2 separate regions of the Homo sapiens genome follow, and region 2 is linked to region 1. A link is a loop called in an ENCODE intact Hi-C map of the cell type or tissue named here. Cell type or tissue: GM12878. All regions are shown on one strand.

Region 1 (5,000 bases):
GAATCTGGCAATGACATTCAAGTAGGTCAAAAAATAAGTATGATAAAAGCTAAGGGAAATCTGAGGTTTTTCTCTTCAGAAGCCTAGTCTTCCTAAATTGGCTATTTCTTTAGACTGGAGATCATTAGTTATTAAAAGGACTATACTTACACCTGCCAACCTAATGCCCCATAGTGCCAGTTTACCTCCTGGCTGCCTTCAAGGTTCTGATGTCTGACTCAGTTGAGAAGAAGGGACTTGCCTTTGCAGAAAATGTAAATGGAGAGAGTAGTACTGATGTCTTTAGGAGCCTCACTAGAGGGGAAGGAAAGGACAATCAACTTACTGGTGAAGCCATCTTCTGTGGATCTTTGAGTTGGAACTAGGCTGAGAATGTAGGTCTGAAGTGCAAATCATCCCTGTTCTTATTGATAATAACTCTGGTATTTCAAAATTTTTAAAAATATGGTCATTTATTTCTGTTCTGAAATTTCCCATTAGCCAGGAAAAAAAATTTTGACTAATGTTGAAGACTACTCAATGAATGTTGCTATCCATTTGTTTGTTCACTCATCTGCTCAATCACTATTTACTTGGATGGGGAAGGGATTCATAATTTCTAGATATGTTGCTAAATGATGAAAATAAAGGAAAAATAAGACATGGTTTCTGACTTAAGATGAGAATAGTTGAGTCAGGAAGGCAATATCAAATCCGTACAATACAAGGCATGAGGTGTCACAGTAAAGAGATGAAGTCCTTTTACTGTGGGGCTTAGTATGTGAGAAAAACTGTGAGAAAGAAGTTCATTGTGTGTAGAGCCTGCCTATATGAGGCAGGGAGCAATAGAGGATGAGGCTGGAGAAATAGACCCAGGCCTGCTGCTTGAGACCTGGACCGTGGGACCTTGCTACTATGGGCCATGGGACCTCAACAGTAAGTGGCATGGTCAGCCACGTTTAAAAAGAAGGACATTTCCACAGCTTGGTTGAGGATGGCTTGTATATTCCCCATCACTAATTCCAGCATTATTTCTCCAGTAGTAATAATGAATGTGCCCTCATATAGCCACATTTCCCCAACCCTTATTATAACAAGTTAAGGCAGCTTACTTCTGGGATTTTTCAGTGTTGGAATATTCTACATAGATGAAATGCCCTTATTGCCAGTTCACAAAAATGATATCAACAATTGTTAACTACATGATAGACAGTATTTTCTCCAGCAACCTCTCTACAGAAGTCTAAAAGAAATATTTACAGTCATGCTCCCATGAGCATCATTATGAGAAAACACTGATAGCAATTCAAAAAAATAAAAACAGAAACATTCTTGTCCCCAGCTCTGTTGATGGGGATTATTTAATTCAGCTTTTCCCCCACCCCTATTTTGGTAGATGCTGTTCATTATTATGTATTACACAAATCATTCTCAACACCTGTGGGCACTTTCTATATGCAACATATCTTGTAGGGGTAACTCTTTAAAAAAAAAGGTTAATAACATTAATCCAATTTTACAGATGGGGACAAAAGACAACTGGTTTATTATATTCTGTCAGGTCAGATAGTAAATCAATGCCTCATTAACGTTCATTAGAATTTTCACTCCATCCAATTTCAAACTAAGCTTCTTCTTCCCTAAGGAACTTAATTAGTATCAAAAATTTTCTGGCATTAGCTCCTCACTGATTCATATGTCAAACCTTCAAACACTTACTTGAGCAAGGTACTGTGCTGGTGGTACCAGGCTGGACAGGAAATGGTAAATGGGTCAACTGAGCCAGCATGTAGAAAGCATTTAGAATCAGAGCAGGAGTAGCCTTTAATAATAATTGTTAGTAATAATGGTATTTATGGAGAACTCCACATGTGGGGGCTGTGTGCTAAGCATTATGTATAATCTGCTATGTCCAACTCACAGTGGCAACCTCAATTAGGTTCTATTTCATTGATGAGGAAGCTGAGGCTTAGAAAGTGTCTTGTGTAAAGAGTACGACTGGTAAACCGAAAAAGGATTTGAAACTAAGACATCTTAGTTCATCGTCTCAATCACAAAGCCAGTGGCTCTCAAAATTGAAAATGCACCAGAATCACCTGGAAGATTTTTTAAGGCAAAAACTGCTGGGCCCACTACCAGAGTTTCTGATTCAGCAGGTCTGATGTAGAGTGAAACATTTGAATTTCTAACCAGTTCCCAGGGGAGGCTGATGTCCCAGGCATCACACTTTGAGAACCACTGCTCTAGCTAGTACTTAAAGTAACAATCTTTGACTGTGGTCAGCATACGGTGGGAAGTCATTCAAAGTTTTTGAGCAAGCGATGACCTCGCCAGAATAGCACTTTTAGGAGATTAATAGGGCAGCCGTGTGCAGGTTACTAGAGGACAGATGGTGGACCAGGAGGTTCCCAGGTAAGTCAAGAAGAAGCAAAGAAATGATAATAGATGTTGAGAAATATTGGCCCAGTGGAGTAGATGGAGAGGGTTTGCTGATCAATGGAGGAAAAAAGAGTTGTCAGATGTGACAGTCTGCTTTTCAGTCTGGATGGCTAGAAGAATCATTAGGTCATTAACAGAAATTGAAAGGAGTTCTTCTTTTATATTTATTTTCATCTCCTATTTCCACATAGCCTCTTACTGTTCACTCCTTTCATTGTTTTTATTTATGAGATTTCCACAGCATTTTCGTTCTTCTTCTTTACCTAAAGGGACCAATGTATCTAAAGGGCAGTTATAGACTCTTGGTTGCTTCTGAGATGCTTTTCTTACCTCAAGGATCTCTGATTCTCCCACCTCAATATGCCTTCTTTTTAGGGTGGCTCTATGGTTCCCACTGCTTACAGATCTCAGTGGATTCTACTAATCGTGACGAAGCTTATGGTTCCCGTGTTTCACCTGATGCCTGCCTGGGGAGCACACTGTCAGTGCAGAGGCTTCATAATGCATCGCTAATAGTGTTTTCAAAACAATATCTGTTTTTTAAGCTCAAAATTATTATATTAGTGTTTTGAACACATATTTTGCTTTTATATAATTTATTTCCATAAGTAAAGGGTGTGTTTTTAAAACAACATTTACAAATATGGATTATTTAAGGAGTATTTAGTCTTCAATTTAAAACAAATTACCTTACTTTATTTTTTATTTTATTTTATTTTTTTTCCCCTTTTTTTTTTTTTTTTTTTTATTATACTCTAAGTTTTAGGGTACATGTGCACATTGTGCAGGTTAGTTACATATGTATACATGTGCCATGCTGGTGCGCTGCACCCACTAATGTGTCATCTAGCATTAGGTATATCTCCCAATGCTATCCCTTCCCCCTCCCCCGACCCCACCACAGTCCCCAGAGTGTGATATTCCCCTTCCTGTGTCCATGTGATCTCATTGTTCAATTCCCACCTATGAGTGAGAATATGCGGTGTTTGGTTTTTTGTTCTTGTGATAGTTTACTGAGAATGATGGTTTCCAATTTCATCCATGTCCCTACAAAGGATATGAACTCATCATATTTTATGGCTGCATAGTATTCCATGGTGTATATGTGCCACATTTTCTTAATCCAGTCTATCATTGTTGGACATTTGGGTTGGTTCTAAGTCTTTGCTATTGTGAATAGTGCCGCAATAAACATACGTGTGCATGTGTCTTTATAGCAGCATGATTTATACTCATTTGGGTATATACCCAGTAATGGGATGGCTGGGTCAAATGGTATTTCTAGTTCTAGATCCCTGAGGAATCGCCACACTGACTTCCACAATGGTTGAACTAGTTTACAGTCCCACCAACAGTGTAAAAGTGTTCCTATTTCTCCGCATCCTCTCCAGCACCTGTTGTTTCCTGACTTTTTAATGATTGCCTTACTTTAAAAGTGTAATTTTTGAATTGATTTTTAAACTAAAATCATAAGAAAGCCAGAATAGAGATAAAAACTTCTAAGAATCTTTTTTATAAAGTAAATAGTCTTACAAAATAACCCCACAGAATATATCTTTAAAAGAAAATTACATTTTATACATGAAATTTTTCTAATGTGAGGACAAGTACCTATAATGAAGATATGTTATAGTCAAGCCAAAGCTTTAAGTTTATAATGTGTGTCATTCAGAGGTGAAGGGAAGATTGAATAGTCCACAGGGTCCCTGTGGCAGTGTGGGTGTCCTATCTGTGGGAGCACAGATCCACCTTCTCTGCTCTGGATGCCCTGACTGGACAGCATGTTCTTACAGCTATTTCTCCTTTGGATACTGCCATTTTCTCTGTGGGATCTTGCCCAAGCTCATTTATGTATTTAATTTTTTATTTCCATAAGTTTTTGGGGAACAGGTGGTATTTGGTTGCATGAGTAAGTTCTTTAATGGTGATTTGTGAGATTTTGGAGCACCCATCACCTGAGCAGTATATGCTGAACCCAATTTGTAGTCTTTTATCCCATACCCCCTTTCCACCCTTTCCCCGATTCCACAAAGTCCATAGTGTCATTCTTATGCATGTGCATCCTCATATACCTTGATTATAAATGATAATTCAGTTTTTCAAAAAATTGACTCAACTGGAATCTTGAGTGTGAAATTTTAAGATATGGCATTTAAATACACGTACAGAATTGAAGTGACCTCGCTTCCGACTTTTCTGAAGAATTTGAGACTACTTCGCGTGAGTTCCACCACCTTTCTTCCTCAGCCCCTCCAGTCTCTCTGTGACTCCATGGATTCTCCTCTCTTCTCCTTGGATGGAGAAATCGACCTTCTCATTTCTGAGGCCCATCCATCCATCTGTTTCCCTGTTACCTCTTCTGCCTCTGGCTCTTTTTCCCTCAGTCCTTGCTTGTCTCTTTTGACCTTTTCCTTCCTCCCTTTCCAAAATTTTTGGCAAAACACCAAAATTTTTGTCTCACAACTTCAAAAAAAAAATGGGAAAAATCAATCCTTCTTTAAATATTAACTGTATGGTCTGCTTCCATTTTTAAGACACTGAGAACAAAAGAGAAGGAAGGGAGGCCTGGGGCATACTATGTG
Region 2 (5,000 bases), 170 kb after region 1:
GTGGAGCTCATTATTGGAACAAAGAGTAACAACTCGTATTAATAAATCCACCTTATTTGGGGGAGCTTGACAGACAGGATTTGTGGTGATAAGGCATCTGATTTCAGATAAAGACCAAAGTGCAAGACTGCCCCGCTGTCCAGGCTTCTTTGTAGATATGAAATTTGGTTCATTATCATTACCTCCCTGAATAACATTAATTCCACTCAGTGCAAAACATCAAATGGCAGCACTGGTAACATTGTCAAGAAATAGAACTACTAATCAGCAATTGACATAATATTCGACCTGCCTTCTTAGTAACTGGAAATAGTTCCAGTTCAACAGTCATGGAAATAATGAAGTTTTGCAGAACTGCACAAGAAAATCTATGGATATTATAATCTATTGCATAGATTGCTAATGTCCTAACAGTATTTGTGTGATAATGATTCAAACCTCTGCAAATATTTTAGGATGAACAGTTTAATTTCTGGCACTATTTGGGTTCTTTTAACAGCAAATATCTGAAGCATAATTTATCTAAAATCAAAGGTGAATAAAAGGAGAGAAAGTTAGCATGGAATTAAGCGCATTCACTGCTGTAAGATTCACTTTCTGTACCTTAAACTGAACAAAATCTTAGAGTTTCCTTTCTCTCTTTCACTTTTTTTTTGCTTCTTTTTTTCTTACCCAGCCCATGTGATGTTCACTAGAATAACACTATTGACTCGAATGCACCCAAAAGTATATACATATAAGATGATATGTTTTGCCTCTCCAAGTCTGATTATTTCTGGAATGGAAATTACAAATCACTAAACAATTTACACTTGTGTGCATATAATGAAATTAATAACCTTAGAAATATAGATTGCTGTATTGCTTGGTATATGGCTTAATCTTAATTTATTAAGAAAAATTCATTGAGAGATCATCTGGGGTAAGGCTATTCCTATTGTCTCAAAGTGTCATCTTCCAAAACTAGTTTTAACCTGCAATAGAAGAAACCTTTGAATTTTTTTTAAAAAGTCTCTTCTATCCACATAAAAAGGTCTAAAAAGGTACATGTGATCTTGGTCTGATGATAAATTCCTTTACATCTTCAAAAGAAAGTTTCCACTCAGAATTTGTTGGCAAATATATCCAGAGCTTCTTTAGAAGCACTAATTCTAACTCAACCCTACCACAAGGCCTCTGGAAGCTGAAAATTACTAGTTCTAGTAAAGCTCACCCCTCATTGAGTTCCTTCAATGTTTAGGCTGGCAGTAATATCTATCATTTACATATTTCAGAGGTATTCATTGGAATATGGTGACAGGGCCATGACAGAAAGGAGATGTGAGGAGGAGGGAGCTGTGATTGCAGCTTGTGGACTAGGAAACTTTGGAGAGAATCTTCTCTACTGGAAAATAATTGCATGTGATTTTATGTAAAGTATCCAGCACTCCACATCACAGATGTTCAATAAGTGTTGCCTTCATCCTTCTCTAATACTGCTTTATGCAAATATAGCATTTTAAAGAACATGAAGCATGTTTACATGATTTATCATATTTGACCCTCACAATACCCTTTGTAAATGGGCTTTATTTTATGTTTGGAATTACAGATGATTTGAGATGCCAGGGTCTATATAGTCCTAGGTTACACGACTAGTAATTTTAGAATCCATCACCTGGATCGTCTGATTCCAAGACTTTCTTGTCCCTTTACTACCCTCAGCTGCAAGTATTCAGTAATGTGTACCTGACCACTGCATATCTTATTTAAATAATTTTCTTCACTATATGTTTTCATACTTTTAGAGATGATTTATCATCTCCTGGTGTTTCTTTTTCTGTTTGTTTCTTCATTTTCCCTGGTTCTCAGCTTGTAAAACTGTTACATTTCTAATGTTCATGGGTCCATGATTTAAAGTTTTTTGTCAGTATCTCGAGCTCTTCAAAGCGAAAGAACCCTAAAAACAAGGCACATTTCACTCTGGACCATGTTTTTCCTTTGAGCTCTCCTGCTAAAATACCAAACACAATTTGCTTTTCGCTTGTGAGATGGAAAGAAACAGTTGTGTGGCTATAGCTGTCATTTTGCCATTACCATTCTGAGGTGTTGATTTTGTGCTTCACATTTTTCCTGTGTTTTTAACTTGATGCCCTAGCTTGAATTTTTATTTCACTCTAATCGTTTTTTAAATTTGAAGTCTTCCTTTTACTTTGGCAATTTCAGTTGGAACACTATGTTTGGAAAAAAAAATGTTCACAGAGAAACTGAAGGTTAAATCAGCTTTATTCTGTAAACAGTGCCTAAATTATCATCTCCTTCCCATAACAGCCCAATTAATATGTTACAGCAAAGCAGAAAAGCCAAAAATCATGCTGAAAACATGGAGCTATTGCGACACCTGCTGGTAAGAAATAAAGTGCATTGTGTCAACAACAGCAAAAGCAAATGGAAACAATGGATCGCTTGGATAGATTTTATTCCTACAAATCTATCTTTTGTGAATACCTGGTATGTTTCAGGTGCTGTGACAGGCACTGGGACTGATAGGGGGAGGTCTGATCCTTACACTCAAGAATCTCACAGACTTCTGGGAAGAAATATCTCTATCTACACACCTAAATATAGAGAGATTATTTTTTATAGTCAAGGTTGTCAGGTTGGGTTGGGTACACCTAAGATAACACAGGGCCCACAGAGATGACCTTTCACGAATCAGGGACAGTGTCACAGAGAAGGGAATGCTGAAATATTGAAGGAGGAGGCTCCAGGGACCCACTGGAGAATGTAAGCGTAACAGTGAAGGGATCAGATTTTCACCTTAGAAAAATCACCCTGACAGCAATATGAAAGAAGGGAGAGAGACTAGTTAGGGTCAGGAAGGTAAACAGGAAGCTGCTGAGAAAGCTCGGGAGAGGTCAGAGCCTCAGTCAGGGCAGGGAATGTGGAGATGTAGCAAGTAGAAAATTTTCTTAGGAAAGAACATCAGCCAAAATTAAAGCATGTTTTGGGTGTGGACTCTGAGAAAGAAGAAGGATTTTGAAAAGATCCTTTATGTCTATATGGTTACAAACAAAAGGAGCATTTATTTTTCTTAAAAATAAAAAAAAAGAGAGTCTGGCCTTTTAGTGTAGATAGCTTTCTTTGTGTGTGGTCTTAGGAAAGAGTTAAAATATTTCACATCTTATGAGCGCATAATTGCTCAGCAAATACAAGCACATAATTTTATAAAGTAAATTTGGAGACTTTCAAAAAATATTGATCTCACCTGAAGGCAGTGCTTAATAAGTGCAATTTGGAGACAAGGACTCAGAGACACCAATTTGTGTCAACAGTGCTTAAGTGCTCCAATGAAAAACACACTCAAGGTCCTTGAGAAATCTGGATGACCGTAATAAATGTTTTTTCAAAGGAAGGTTTAAAATATTTATTTATTTACTTACTTACTTAGAGACAGAGTCTTGCTCTGTCACCCAGACTGGAGTACAGGGGTGCTATCGTGGCTCTTGGCAGCCTTGAACACCTGAGCTCAAGCGATCCTTCTGCTTCAGCCGCCCAAAGTGCTATGATTACAGGCATGAGCCACTGTACCCATCCTAAAATTCTTAAACCAATAGCTATAGTTATAAATTGAGAAATTAAATATAGTGAAAAATAGGCCATGATTTCCCTCTCTGTCAAAGTAACTCAAAAGAATACATTTTCCCATTGAGAATCAGACAAGGGCATGCACTTATATTCATTTATTTAACAAATATTTACTGAGTGTTTGTATGTATGAACTAAGATAAAAGTATTAAAAATAATATAAATCCCTCAGCTTCCAGGAACAGATAGTCCCATTCATTAAAGTGTATATATTTAAAGTATATATATCACATATATGTATACAATATATACATACTCCTGTGTGTATGTGTGTGCACATGTGTATGAGTGTGTGTATACATCTGTTTTAACCCATGAAGTGCGAGGAAGTATTCTAGAAACAAACAATGAAAATTTTCTTATGTATTAGACATATTTTACCTGTGACAGCTGAATAGTGAGAACAGAGTATTTAATTATAATACCACTTAGTCAAGTATGTTAAAATATAATTTACAGAAACAAAGAAAAAAATAAATAAAAATAAAGAAGAAACTTGAATTAACCAAAGTTATAATATAATAATTATAAATATTACATATATATTCACTTGTATGGGTACTATGTACAAAGACATATATATTTTAAAATCATTTCACTCAATACATTACATGGTTCCACAGGAATAATTATTACAGTGTTCTTTTAAAAAACAAAGTGTGTGTTGAATATATTAAAAAGAGGTACAAAGGAATAAAAATTCAAACATAGAGTGAATTAATGTTGCCAGCTAATGTAATTAGAACTATCACCTGGGAAAACATATCCTACAATAAGCAAGGAAGCTGAATTATTTCTATCTACAAAAATATTTGATCAGAAAATAAAAATTATGTTTATTATAAAGTCTATTTTTTAATCATCTGCTTAAAATCTGCAACATGTATTTCAGAGGCTAATTTAAATGCCATCTGGTGGCATTTATTCATATTTTGGAATTTTATATCAATCTGAATAAATTTTAAGAATTGAAAAAATAAAATGATAAAAATAAAATTTCTTATAAGAACCAGATTTGGCTACGTAATATTGATTTCTTCATTGGAATGATTACCACATCCTGATCTACAAAATAATGAGCTTCCATGAGGGTCATGTAAATAAGCAGTATTGCCAATGTACAAGTGTCCTATATCAAACCTGCAAGGGGTAATTGTCTATAATTCAGCCTCCTACAAGTTTGGACATGCTTTACATGTAGCCAAGTGGATGAAAATATGAGATAAACTAGTTTATCTTGTGATGTTAAAAAATGAAAGAAAACTATTTTAAGTATATTTGAATTTTTCAATGTAGGTAATCATCATTGGAAAGATGGTTTAAAATTAAACTTTATTTCATATAGCCATACAAATTTCACTATTGGTTTTACA

Evidence for each region. A loop is a pair of places that touch in the nucleus more often than their neighbours do. Peaks named below come from ENCODE experiments on the same cell type or tissue, not always from the same donor. Only the 100,000 strongest peaks of a DNase experiment are listed, where the experiment ranks them.
Region 2: it touches region 1 in a loop (4-fold over the local background); 12 of 110 quality-filtered maps call a loop at or near these places.

Annotation. Positions count from the first base shown.
Region 1 is chr1:74,515,730-74,520,729 of GRCh38, forward strand. The region is part of intron 25 of FPGT-TNNI3K (FPGT-TNNI3K readthrough); the gene reads left to right. All of the region lies in intron 23 of TNNI3K (TNNI3 interacting kinase), which reads left to right. It also overlaps a transcript of LRRC53 not described here. Among named protein-coding and RNA genes, the nearest start is that of LRRC53, 5.6 kb to the left of the region's middle. In GM12878, no CTCF peak of the experiment used is centred here; a DNase peak (open chromatin) is centred at 2,052.
Region 2 is chr1:74,687,621-74,692,620 of GRCh38, forward strand. No RefSeq gene overlaps it. Among named protein-coding and RNA genes, the nearest start is that of ERICH3, 16 kb to the left of the region's middle. In GM12878, a CTCF peak has its summit at 2,383 (motif pointing left); a DNase peak (open chromatin) is centred at 2,371.